Linked DNA regions of Homo sapiens: regions 1 and 2 are each linked to region 3. The links are chromatin contacts, found by Hi-C or POLR2A ChIA-PET in ENCODE. All regions are on one chromosome and are shown on one strand. The core of a region is the stretch at or near the end of the contact, and the rest is flanking DNA. Distances in the headings are between cores, read along the strand shown. Region 1 holds the start of BCL2L1 (BCL2 like 1). Region 2 overlaps DLGAP4 (DLG associated protein 4). Region 3 holds the start of RALY (RALY heterogeneous nuclear ribonucleoprotein).

The links. Hi-C counts contacts between places; a loop is a spot of excess contacts on that map. ChIA-PET counts read pairs that join two places held with the same protein, here RNA polymerase II (POLR2A). Pooled maps may share reads with other maps.
Region 1: a loop to region 3 is called in a map of CD8-positive, alpha-beta T cell, with 18 times the contacts of the local background. The contact joins the promoter of BCL2L1 here to the promoter of RALY in region 3. A Hi-C loop is called at or near these places in 1 of 168 maps with a recorded cell type or tissue (CD8-positive, alpha-beta T cell) and 6 of 50 pooled maps. POLR2A ChIA-PET finds 5 or more read pairs at or near these places in 1 of 52 experiments (Caco-2).
Region 2: a map of CD8-positive, alpha-beta T cell shows a loop between it and region 3 (18-fold over the local background). The contact joins the enhancer-like site here to the promoter of RALY in region 3. A Hi-C loop is called at or near these places in 3 of 168 maps with a recorded cell type or tissue (CD8-positive, alpha-beta T cell, gastrocnemius medialis and naive thymus-derived CD4-positive, alpha-beta T cell) and 13 of 50 pooled maps.

Annotation. Positions count from the first base shown.
Region 1 is chr20:31,721,365-31,725,542 of GRCh38, forward strand. It overlaps BCL2L1 (BCL2 like 1), which reads right to left and starts at 1,504. Exons shown (of 3, transcript NM_138578.3): 1 at 1,254-1,504; 2 at 291-984. The coding sequence starts at 854. RefSeq lists enhancers at 1,123-1,878, 1,813-1,872, 1,879-2,633, 2,403-2,602 and silencers at 1,243-1,362, 1,413-1,522, 1,422-1,716, 1,923-2,372.
Region 2 is chr20:36,463,595-36,467,538 of GRCh38, forward strand. The region is part of intron 7 of DLGAP4 (DLG associated protein 4); the gene reads left to right. Among named protein-coding and RNA genes, the nearest start is that of MYL9, 76 kb to the right of the region's middle. RefSeq lists enhancers at 414-1,340, 1,341-2,266, 1,842-2,021 and a silencer at 1,912-2,206. Within about 2 kb of position 1,562, at least 25 of the 41 ENCODE cell types and tissues checked have a DNase peak (open chromatin) inside an H3K27ac peak, as active enhancers do; they include CD8-positive, alpha-beta T cell and gastrocnemius medialis, where a contact is called at or near this core.
Region 3 is chr20:33,991,012-33,995,160 of GRCh38, forward strand. RALY (RALY heterogeneous nuclear ribonucleoprotein) reads left to right here and starts at 2,900. Exons shown (of 10, transcript NM_016732.3): 1 at 2,900-3,120. It overlaps RALY-AS1 (RALY antisense RNA 1), which reads right to left and starts at 3,356. Exons shown (of 2, transcript NR_109886.1): 1 at 3,194-3,356; 2 at 1,477-1,894. RefSeq lists enhancers at 1,801-1,880, 1,817-2,343 and silencers at 2,121-2,370, 2,541-2,650, 2,831-2,960, 3,021-3,070, 3,291-3,620.

The DNA.
Region 1 (4,178 bases), core at 254-2,753, 2.3 Mb before region 3:
AATGAACACATAGGCTACAGTTTTCTTTGCTGAGAAACTGGAACACAAGTATGGAATAGTGGAGTCATGGGGGTGACCAGGGTGAAAGATGCCTGATCTCTGAAGCACAGGGTCATTTGTATTTCCAAGGAGTTAACCTCTTGTGGTGAAATGAGGCCAGTCAGGTTTCCTCAACTATCAACGTCTCCAACAATCACCCAACACAACAGAAAGAGATACAGAAGAAGGGCTGTTGGGGATCTCTGACCAGAGGCCAAAGAAAAGGGACACACAAGGGGCTTGGTTCTTACCCAGCCGCCGTTCTCCTGGATCCAAGGCTCTAGGTGGTCATTCAGGTAAGTGGCCATCCAAGCTGCGATCCGACTCACCAATACCTGCATCTCCTTGTCTACGCTTTCCACGCACAGTGCCCCGCCGAAGGAGAAAAAGGCCACAATGCGACCCCAGTTTACCCCATCCCGGAAGAGTTCATTCACTACCTGTTCAAAGCTCTGATATGCTGTCCCTGGGGTGATGTGGAGCTGGGATGTCAGGTCACTGAATGCCCGCCGGTACCGCAGTTCAAACTCGTCGCCTGCCTCCCTCAGCGCTTGCTTTACTGCTGCCATGGGGATCACCTCCCGGGCATCCAAACTGCTGCTGTGGCCAGTGGCTCCATTCACCGCGGGGCTGTCTGCCAGGTGCCAGGATGGGTTGCCATTGATGGCACTGGGGGTCTCCATCTCCGATTCAGTCCCTTCTGGGGCCTCAGTCCTGTTCTCTTCCACATCACTAAACTGACTCCAGCTGTATCCTTTCTGGGAAAGCTTGTAGGAGAGAAAGTCAACCACCAGCTCCCGGTTGCTCTGAGACATTTTTATAATAGGGATGGGCTCAACCAGTCCATTGTCCAAAACACCTGCTCACTCACTGAGTCTCGTCTCTGGTTAGTGATTCTCTTCTAAGATCCAAAGCCAAGATAAGATTCTGAAGGGAGAGAAAGAGCTTCAGGAAAAAAAAATAATTAATATGCATGCCATTTACCCTAAAAATTCCATTCCCCCTCCAGGTACCAGAACTGGTTTCTTTGTGGGTCTTACGAAGGTCTGGGTCTAGGTTCCAAGATACTTCACTTAAGTCAAATCGAAAGCACCAGTGGACTCTGAATCTCCCACCAGCCTTTTCTACCCCCGTCTTCTCCGAAATGCCTTCCTCGGAAAGTCACTCCCTGGGCAGTCCCCCCCGCCCCACTCCCGCTCCCCCGCACCACCTACATTCAAATCCGCCTTAGGCAAAGGCAGGCAGGTGCAGCCCCCGGAAGATCTTTTGTATCACAGGTCGGGAGAGGAGGTGGCTGCGGGGATGCCGGTAACTCAGCCGGCCTCGCGGTGGCTGGCAAAAAAACCAGCTCCGGCCGGAGGGATCATGCGACCCGGCAGGCTGGGAGCCCAGAAGGCGACACAGGAATTGCGAAGCTCAGGAACCAGCCCCCTCGCTTGCTTCCTCCTCCATCGCCCGGATCGAGGGCGGCCGCTCCGCAGCCGCGGCCTCCTGCCACCCGGGAGCCCAGCCCCCTCTCTCTTGCACGCCCCTTGGCTCTCCGCCTCCTACTGGGAGCCAGGAGTACTCTCCCGGAGGTGGCTGGTATGGATTTAGTTGGTTTTTGTTTTTCTTTTTTCTATTTAAGCACCAGCCCAGGGTGAGGTGGAGGCGTCCGAAACCCTAAAGGGACTTCTCAATGGGGTTCAAGGTTTCAGTGAGGGACGCAGGGAGGGGGAAACTGCCTCAGATCTGCAATCTGACTTTGGGAAGGCCACCCCCAGGCCTGTCTGTGATGTTGAAGGCCGGAGACCCCCAACAAATGCCGCTGGTTTGCTCTGAATTCCCCAAAGGCCCAGAACGTGGCAGTTGGGGATTGCCGGGTCCTCCATTCCCCGCCCGGACACAATGGCCGCCGGCGCCCTGCACAAAGACTGGGTGAGGGTGAGGCGCTGGGCCTCTCCTCAGGTCAGGAAGAGGGGTCGAGGCCTGCTCGACGGCCCCACAGCTGAGACCACGTTTTCCTGGGGACAGGCCCAAAGTGGCTTTCTGGCGCCCCCGGGAGGGCTCCGGGGCCGGGGGCTGCACCTCTCCGGAGCCCAGGGTGGGCCGGCTGCGGCCTAGCGGCTTCTCGAGCTCACTAGGCCGGGTACCCGCCGAGCCACCGCCCCGTTGCTAGGCAACCGCCCTCCCCCGGGGGCGCCCCCTAGACCTTCCTGAGAGGAGGGGCCTCGCCCCCGGCGGTCCGCCCCAGCGCAGCCAATCAGCGAGCCCAGCCGGCACGGAAGCGGGACGGCGAAGGCTCCTATTGGGCGCAACGGCTGTCACGCACAGGGGAGGCGGCGCTCTCACCTGCGAGCCCCGCGAGCCGTGGGGGGCCACATCCCCCTTCATCGGCCCGGTAGCTTCCAGACGCAAGAGCTCTTCGCGGCCGAGTTCCGCGCCGCGGACCCGGGCCGGCCTACCTGGCTGCCGGCCTACCTGGCTGACTGCTCGCGCCGTCTCTCCCGAACAAGCCGGCCTCAGTTTCCCCTGAAGAGACAGGGGAACTTGCAAGCTCAGTCACTTCCGGTGCCGCGGCAACGCGCGCGAGCCCGAGACGCAAAGGGAGTGCGCGCCTTGAGTGACTGGCATCAGGACCGGGGAGAGATCGCCCCCTCGCGGTAGATCTGGGGAATCGGGAGGCGCAAAAAATCAACATTTATAATCACATTTCCATTTATTCATTCAGTCAGTCAGTCAGTCACTCATCAGTCAATCAGCCTATTTCATCCGTCCGTCAGTTTATATATAGAAGAAGCATCGCCTTGTGGTTAAGCACTTTGTCTGGATTCTAACTCTGCTAGTTAGGCAAGTTTCTCAACTGCTCTGTGCTTCAATGTCCTCAATTGTAAAATGGGTAATAGTACCAACCTCTCTCGTTGAGCTATTGTGATGATTAAGAGAGTTATTAATTGTAAACTCCATAGGACAGGCCGGGCGCGGTGGCTCACGCCCGTAATCCCAGCACTTTGGGAGGCCGAGGCGGGCGGATCACCTGAGGTTAGGAGTTCAAGACCAGCGTGGCCAATGTGGTGAAACCCCGTCTCTACTAAAAATACAAAAAATTAGCTGGGCGTGGTGGCGCATGCCTGTAATCCCAGCTACTCGGGAGGCTGAGGCAGCAGACTCGCTTACAGGAGAATCGTTTACAGGCGTGAGCCACCGCGCCCCGCCAATTTCCTTACACCCTGAACCACACAGTGTGTTATCAAATGTTTTATCCTTGCCAATTAGATGGGTAAAAACCGAAGGCACTTTCATATTTCTTTTTTTATTATGAATGAAGTTGAGCAATTTGTCATATTTTTTAGTCTTTCTTTGGAGGGTGGTGGATCTTGTATTGGTGAATTTTCTTCATATTGTTTACCCCTTTTTCAGGTGGTCTTTCTGTTGAACTCTTTCCTCATTTTTTTTTTTTTTTTTGTTATTGTTGTTTGTTCGAGATGGAGTCTTGCTCTGTTGCACAGGCTGGAGTGCAGTGGTGCTATCTTGGCTCACTGTAAACTCTGCCCGCCAGGTTCAAGTGATTGTCCTGCCTCAGCCTCCCTAGTATCTGGGACTACAGGTACACACCACCACGCCCGGCTAATTTTTGTATTTTTAGTAGAGACAGGGTTTCACCATTTTGGCCAGGCTGGTCTCAAACTGCTGACCTCAGGTGATCCGACTGCCTCAGCCTCCCAAAGTGCTGGGATTACAGACATGAGCCACCGTGCCCGGCCTTTTTTTTTTTTTTTTTTTTGAGACAGGGTATGTCACCCAGCCTGCAGTGCAATGGTGTGATCTCAGCTCACAGCAGCCTCGACCTCCCCATCCCAGGTGATCCTCCCACCTCAGCCTCCCCAGTAGTTGTGAATACAGGCTCGCACCTCCACACCCAGCTAATTTTTGTATTTTTTGTAGAGAATGGAGTTTCCCCATGTTGCCCAGGCTGGTCTCAAACTCCTGGGCTCAAGTGATCTGTCTATGTCGGCCTCCCAAAGTCCTGGAATTACAGGCATTAGCCACCACACCTGGCTCTGATTTACATTTTTTTTGCTGTTTTTCGAGATGGAGTCTTGCTCTGTCACCCAAGCTGGAGTGCGGTGGTGCGATCTCGGCTCACTGCAGCCTTCGCC
Region 2 (3,944 bases), core at 312-2,811, 2.5 Mb after region 3:
TTGTAAAGATAGATGGGCGTGCCCATCGGGATGTCTGTGCAGGGGGACAGTTGGATTTTCCATGTTCCATCCCATTGTTGTTTAAGGGTGGGCCCTGCTTGGACAGTGGCACTTGGAATAAAGTCACTTTGTAGTTGTGAGCCTTGGCTGCTTTTCCTGCTTCCCCTGTAGAGTAGGGGAACAAAGACCTCAGCCGAGAGAGGTTCTGCAGAGAGCTGGGGTTTGCTGTCAAGGAGCTTAGGATGTCCTAGAACTTTGGTGCAGGGAATGAGATCAGCTGTTCAAGCGCCTTGTCTTACAGATGAAGAGATGAGGCCCAGAAGGGCCAGGGACCCACAGAGGTTTGAGCCAGGACTTCTGGGTCCTGTTCCATGGCACTGCCTTTGAAGAAGTCACTGTCATGCTGTTATCACCTGCCCCTGGTGTATAATGACAATCTCTAACATCCTTTGACCTTTTTACTGTGTACGCTGTGCTTGGTGCTTTACTTCAGCTACTTGCAGTGGAAAAGAAGAAGGGCTTGGTGCCTGGCCTGGAAGTGAGGGGTGCAGGATCCCAGTTCCCACATCTCACCCACTTTTAGGGATGTCACTTTCCTTTGGGCTTCAGCTTCCTAATCCATAAAATGGGAATAACATTCCTTATCCTAAGACTGATTCTGAAATCATGGAATCCCTCAAGAATTGTGTGAGCAGCGGCTCACTCCTGTAATCCTAGCACTTTGGGAGGCCAAGGCAGGCAGGTCGCTTGAGCTCAGGAGTTCAAGACCAGCTTGGGCAACAAGACAAAACCCTGTTGCTCCAAAAAATACAAAAATTAGCTGGGTGTGGTGGCATGCGCTTGTATTCCCAGCTACTTGGAGGAGGCTGAGGCAGGAGGACAGCTTGAATCCAGAAGGTCAGGAGGTCGAGACTGCAGTGAGCTGAGATCATGCCACTGCACTCCAGCCTGGGTAACAAAATGAGACCCTGTCGACCGGGCGCGCTGGCTCACGCCTGTAATCCCAACACTTTGGGAGGCCGAGGCGGGCAGATCACTGGAGGTCAGGGGTTCGACATCAGCCTGGCCAACATGGTGAAACCCCGTCTCTACTGAAAATACAAAAATTAGCTGGGTGTGGTGGCACACGCCTGTAATCCCAGCTACTTGGGAGGCTGACGCAGGAGAATCATTTGAACCTGGGAAGCGGAGGTTGCAGTGAGCTGAGATTGCACCATTGCACTCCAGCATGGGTGACAAAAGCAAAACTCTGTCTCAAAAAAAAAAAAAGAAGAAACTGTTCCAGAGAGTAGAAACTCTGGGTTTCAGAACCACAAACGCCTGGTTTTAATCAGTCTCCATCATTCACTGCGTTTGTAATCTTGGGCAAATTATTTCTTTGAGCTTCAGTTTTCTTATCTGGACTCAAGATCTGTACTACAGGATTATGATGAGGATTAAATGAGATTATGTATTTTTTTTTAAATCTGGTGCACAGTAGGCACTTAATAAATGTGAACTTTCCCTTCCCAAAAACATCTGGGTGACTTTTCTCTTTGTAGGAACTAGACAGCCCAGTTCCCCCCCCATCCCCCCCACCCCCGCATGCCCTGTGGTTGGGGTTTAGATAACTAGGAAAGCACCTGTGGCTATTCTAATAGTAATAGGAGTGATCTTCTCATCTCTCCCAGGCTGTGTGAGGCATTGTGTAATCAGCCAGGCTCTTTCCCGACCATTGTTCTCCACCAACAGGCCTGGAAGTCGGAAGCCAGTGGAGTTCTCCCTGTTTCACAGGTGAATGAAAAATAGGGGGCCCAGAGAGAGACAAGGACCTGCTCAGGGGCCCACAGCCACAGCAGTGACAGGCAAACTTGTAGCCCAGGCCTCTTCTCCACAGCCCGCAGCGTTTCTCCAGGTTTATGGCTTCTGCCTGATAGCCTACCCCTCAGGCCGCCTTCCCTGGGTCTGTTCCCATCTGTTCTGGGAGGAGGGTTTTCTTGACATTTCCCCAGTCTCTGAGCTCATCTTGAATTTAAAAGGAGGCTATCTGGAGGCTGGGTGGGGACTGAGTCACCACCTCCCGTGGCTTTCTCATCCTGAGCAGCAACCAGACACACCCAGAGGGCCACTGCTGGAGACCTGCAGATTGTAAATGCCACACAGGCTTTCTTCCCAGAAGCTCAGATGGGCTCTTGCGGGAAGGCTGTCATCGTGGTTCTGTATGTATTTCTTCCTTCCCCTAGCCACTTTGAGAAGTTGTTGCCTGTCCTTTCCCGCTTCAGCCTTTATTAATGCTGTCCTCTTCCCCTATAGTGCCCTCTCTTCCCCTAGAGGCCCACACTGTCAAATGCCACCTCCCCCAGGAAGTTTGTCCTTGCTGGCTCTGGAGTCCCAGCAGGACTCCTGAGGATGCTTACGGCATGACCTTGGCAGGTCACGCCACCTTTCTGTGCCTCAGTTTTCTCATATATAAAATTTGGGTTTCTTGTCTTTATAAAGCTCCATCCCTAGACACTCTCATTTGGCAGGTCTTGGGGCAGGAATCACATGCCCCTAGGTTTTTAAACCAGCTCTCTAGAGGATGCTGGTGCTGAGAGCCTGTCGGCTGCAACCTGGGAAAAGCTGAACTGAGAGGACCCTGGTTTGCATGACAGCCTAGCTTGTTGCTGTGTGACCTTGGATTAGTCAGCTTTCTGTACCTCCGTTTTCCTCCCTATCAGATTGGGATGGAAATGAGAACTCGTGTAGTAACAGCCCCTCAATAAATGGCAGTCATCACCATCATCAGCTTTGTTTTGTGTGGGGATTGGTGGTTTTCAGAAGCAAGTCACCTTTCCCCTACTTGGTCCTGGCAGCAGGCACTGTCAAGTCAGACTGGGCCAGGGTGCAGGCTGTGGAATTGAACACCTGAGCAGGAATGAAGTCTAGTCCTTACAGGAATGTAATGAGGTTGATGAGGTGTGTGGTGTAAATCTCTCTCGGGTTCCCAGATTTCCCAGACCTGACTGTGGCTGCCTTTCCTCACTCAACCTGTGCTGGAATCAGCTGTGTTAACAGACAGACCCACCCATTCTTAGAAACCAAGGCTACCTTAAAGAGAAATACAAGCCACATTCTAGAGCTAAAACATGGCTGTTCCACAGCATGGAGGCAGGCCCAGGGACGGGTAGGGATGCCTAGGATCCCAGAGCAAGACTAGAGCCACATCTCTGCCTCCCTCCCCCGGGCTCCCTCGTCTCTGTACATCACTGGCCTGGAGCCCTGAGGTCTGGTTTGGCCAGTGAACAGTTTCCTCATGGGATAGGAGCAAGAGAAGTGGTCCCAAGTGGTCAAAGCGAGTCTCTCGCTCTTGCTCTCTCTCTCTCTCTCTCTGTCTCTCTCTCTCTCTCTCTGTCTCTCTCCTCTCTCTCTCTCTCTGTCTCTGTCTCTCTCTCTCTCTCTCTCCTCTCTCTCTCTCTCTCTCTCTCTCTCTCTCTCTCTCTCTCTCTCTCCCCCCCCCTTCTCTCGGCCCTGCCTTCCTAGCCCTGGGCCAGGCTCTGAGAGGATGGGGATTAATAGACAGACAAGGCGTCTCTGCCCTGAGGAACTTATGGTCTGACAAGAAGACAAGCCTACAATTATGAGAGACTGTGTGACACTCTGTAATTAAGCGTCTGCTGAGGAAAAGCATTGTCTGAGAAGGAAGAAGTGAGCATGAGCCAGAGGAAACAAGAGCCCTTTGAGGGGAGCTGGATTTGCAGAGGCAGAGGGTGGTGCCGACATTCCAGGGAGGTGGGTGCAGAGGGCATGGCTGGATGATAAGTGTGCATTTAGGGAAACAGCAGTATGCTAGTTTTGCTGAGGCATCAGGGCTCTGGCTGGAAAATCTGGGTGGAGCCAGGAGGTTGTAGGCAGTGTTAAACAGCTGAAAAGCAGAGGCACTGGGGAGGCATGGAAGGTTTTAGAGCAGAGGTAGCACAACTGGA
Region 3 (4,149 bases), core at 1,650-4,149:
TGCCCAAGCTGGTCTCAAACTCCTGGGTTCAAGCAATCCTCCTGCCTCAGCCTCCCAGAATTCTGGGATTAAAGGAATGAGCCACTGTGCCCGGCATGACATTTGAGTTTTTGATCCATGCTGATGACATGGCAATGGGAGGCTATTGAAGGTTGTTTTTTGTTTTTCTGTTTTTGAGGCGGAGTCTCTCTCTGTGTCTCAGGCTGGAGTGCAGTGGCATGATCTCGGCTCACTGCAACCTCCACCTCCCAGGTTCAAGCGATTACCCCACCTCAGCCTCCTGAGTAGCTGGGATTACAGGTGCCTGCCACCACGCCCGGTTAATTTTTATATTTTTAGTAGAGATGGGGTTTCACCATGTTGCCCAGGCCGGTCTTGAACTCCTGACCTCAAGTAATCCCCCCCACCTCGGTCTCCCAAAGTACTGGGATTACAGGCGTGAGTTACCGCGCCCAGCCCATTGAAGGGTTTTGAGCAGAGAAGGAATGATGAGAGTTGGGCAGTAAGTAATGTATTGGTTGGGGGTAACTCTGGGGCAGGTGTAGTGAAAATCTATTATTCAATCTGCCCCAGAGCATGAACTCCATCTTTTGGGAAATGCATCTTTCTCTGACCATATGGTTCCGATGGGGCTGCCATCTCCCTGTACGTCCCACTTCCTTATTCACAGTATTGGTTAGAGAATGGCACCTGGCTTAAGTTGGGCCAGTCACAGCACCTGGTTTTCCACCCATAGATGATTGGTCTAGGGACGGGGACTTACCTATGTTGGACCAATCAAAGTTTTTCCCTAAAATTTTGTCCTTCAGACCAGAAGCAGAAATCCTCAGTCTCTCTCCGGTGGAACGGGTGAGAGTTGTGAGTGGTGAGCGCTGCTGCAGCCAGGTGCCTAGCCTTGAGGAGAAAAGCTCGCATACAGAGAGAAGAGATAAAGGACTGGGAGGAGAGTCCTGGCAACATTCAAGCCTCTGCGCTCACCACTTCAGTGCATTTTCTGAGCCTGGTTCTCCAGCCTTCCCATCAGTTCTGGGAGCTCCCCATTCCTTCCTGATAAATTCCTTTGCTGCATCTGTTAGTCTGAGTTTATTTATGTTTCGTAATTTGCAACCGAGAACACTGGTGATAACCGGGGGCTTTGAGGCAATTCCAGGAGGGCTACTTCTCACCCCCGTCAGGGAGGAGCCAAGACAGGGTTTATCCTCAAATGCAGATCCCCTGAGGTCAGGAGTTAGAGCCCAGCTTGGCCAACATGATGAAACCCCGTATCCACTGAAAATACAAAAATTAGCCGGGCATGGTGGTACACGCCTGTAATCCCAGCTACTTGGGAGGCTGAGGTACAAGAATCGCTTTGAACCCAGGAGGCAGAGGTTGCAGAGAGCCGAGATCGTGCCACTGCACTCCAGCCTAGGCGACAGAGCTAGACTCCGCCTCAAAAAACACACAAACAATGAACAGACAAATAAATGACAGAACAAGAAGACAAACTAGAGAACATCTTGAGACAAGGTGTTCAGGGAAGAGTTCTTTTGAGAAGGTGATATTAAAGCGAGTTTGGGGAAGAACGTCCCAGGCCTTGCGCTCAGGGTCGTCAACTCTTTGATTTCTCTTCCTTTTGAAGCAGGGCAGGGAGGTCATCAAACAACAGAAGGACAATTATAACTGCTGGTATGGCAAAGCCAGGACTCTGAATTCAAACTCTGCTCCATTCTCAGGAATCCCGTCTGTTAAGCAGGTTCTGGGGAAGCGATGTGAGTCATGAAATCACAGGTCGGAGGAGGCATCGAGAATATGGTCAGTTCTCAACTTTCAGGGAAATCCATAGCTGAGGAATGAAGGACAACGGGCTTCTCGTGCTCTCACTAGGAAGACTGGTTCACCGGAGGCTGGAACACTGAAAGTGAGAAATCCCGACAGGAGAAATGTGTAGGAGAGAGGACTAGCACCTGGATCAAGTTATAAAACATCTCCTGCATCTTTTTCGGAGATCACCCTTAGCGCGGCCTCTCCGCCCAGTCCCAGATTAGGCAGCGAAGAGCGACCCTCACCTTGTCTAGGTGGCACGTTCCTTAAAAGCGAAAGGACCAGGAGTTTCTTCCTGCCTCGTCTCTTCCGGATCCCTCCTGCACCGCCCACAGCCTGCAGATTTGAGCGCCATCTCCAGGCCCCGCCCACCTCAAGCACCACCCCTCAGTCCTTCCTTGGGGCACGCCTCCTTCCGGCACCCGCCCAGAGTAGCCACCCCCGGGGCCCCTCCTCCCCTCCCTGCTTCCGGGCCCGCCTCCTTCAGGCCCGCTTCCATCTTCCTCCCACTCTAAGCTTCTCTTCAGCCCCGCCTCCCTCCACCCGTGGCTCCGCCCTCTGGGCGATTCTCCATTTAGCCCCGCCCACAGCATCTCCTTTCAAGCGCTGTCCTGGTTCCCGGCTCTCCATCTCCTGCACGGCCTTCCCCACTGGTCCGGCGACCCTCTTCCCAGGGCCTCATCACCATCTTAGCTCCGCCCCTACTTCGGCTCCAAACCTGTGCAAGCTGCCCTCTTCCCGCCCCAGCCCCGCCTCCCCAAGCCGCGTCTCAGTCCCTCCTCCCTTTCAGGCCCCACCCTGGCCCCGCCTTCCTCCCGTCCCCGCCGAAGCTCTGGACCTTTCCAAAGCCAGGCTGAGAGGGTGGGGAGAGCCCATGCGCCTGGGAAGCCGGGCTGTTTCTGGGCGGGGCTGCAGACTCCTCGTGCTCGTGTCACCGTGTCCTTCCCAGGAGACAGAGAAGGAGGAGAGCCCGGAACCAGGGCCGGAGCGGCGGGCGGAGCCGAGCTGCGGGGAGCCGCTCCGGGTGCCCCCACCCCCGCGCGCCTCAGTGGTGCCGGCCGAGGGCAGGGCTCGCGGTTGCGGGGCTCGCGCCGCTGTCAGTGCGGCGGGGCGCGCGAGCGGCGCCAGCTCGGGGCAGCGGAACCCAGAGAAGCTGAGGGGGCGGTAGCGGCGGCGACGGCGACGACGACGACTCCCGCGCGTGTGCCCAGCCTCTTCCCGCCGCAGCCGCCCTTTTCCTCCCTCCCTTACGTCCCCGAGTGCGGCAGTACCGCCTCCTTCCCAGCCGCGCGGCTTCCTCCAGACCTCTCGGCGCGGGTGAGTGGGGACTGCGGGCGTCTCCTTAGGGGTGCGGGGAGGGTGTGTGCTTTGTGCCTTTCCGTTCACTCACTTCTTCCGGCAGGCCGCTGCCTATTTTTAGAAACTTATTTCTGCCCTTCGGGGAGTCCCGGGAGCCCGAGTAACTCTAGGCCCCCTCCGCCGCTCCTTTCTCCCACTCGGACCCGCCGCCCCGGGTCCCCGGCCCCAGCCCTCCGCGCCCGGTCCTGCTCCCGGCGTTCCCTGTCTGCTCTCTCCGCGGGCCAAGTCTGGGCCAGTAGTTGGCTGGGTGGGCCCGCGCCCGCTCGGAAGTTGGAGTCTTTTGTGCTCGTGCCCCGCCCCGCCCGGCGAGGGGCGGAGGGAGGGGAACGGAGGCTGCTCCGGGGAGGCCGCAGGCGGGCCCGGCCGCGGCTGCTTCCGGCTCTCCTAACCCGGACTGGGTCTACGGGCTCCCGGAGGCGCGCAGAGCTTGTCCTGCCTCGGCTCCCGCCTCTTCTGGGCTCTTTGCACGCCTTGGGCTCGGAGAGAAACAACAACGGGCCCTCGAACTGGGGCCGTATCCGCGTTTCACTCAGCCTCCTTGGCGGCCGAGTCTTAGTTTGCCTCTCGGTGACATGGGGGGAAAGAAGGAAACTCGCTTTGCGGGGTGTTCGTGGATTCAGGGAGGGAACTAATATGTGAAAGAAGTGTTTAACACCGACAGGGAACATTTAATGAGACTTCACCCAGGAACTTCCCAAGCCTTATTTCATTTAATGTTCACAACGGCCTTCTGGTTTATCCTCATTTACAAAAGCAGAAATTAAGGCGCAGAGGGGTCAAGTAATTTTCTCCAAGTCACAGTAGCCACAGAAGTGCAAAGGAGTGGTGCCAGTACCTATTATTTATTAATATTTCCTGGTGTGAGCATGTATCATCTCTTAGTGCAGAGGGTATTTTTACCTAGCCTTGGGTCACACCATTTAATTAGGGGCATAACTCTGGGTTTTCCCTGACTTCTGGGCCGTTGTCCACTATACTGTGGATGAA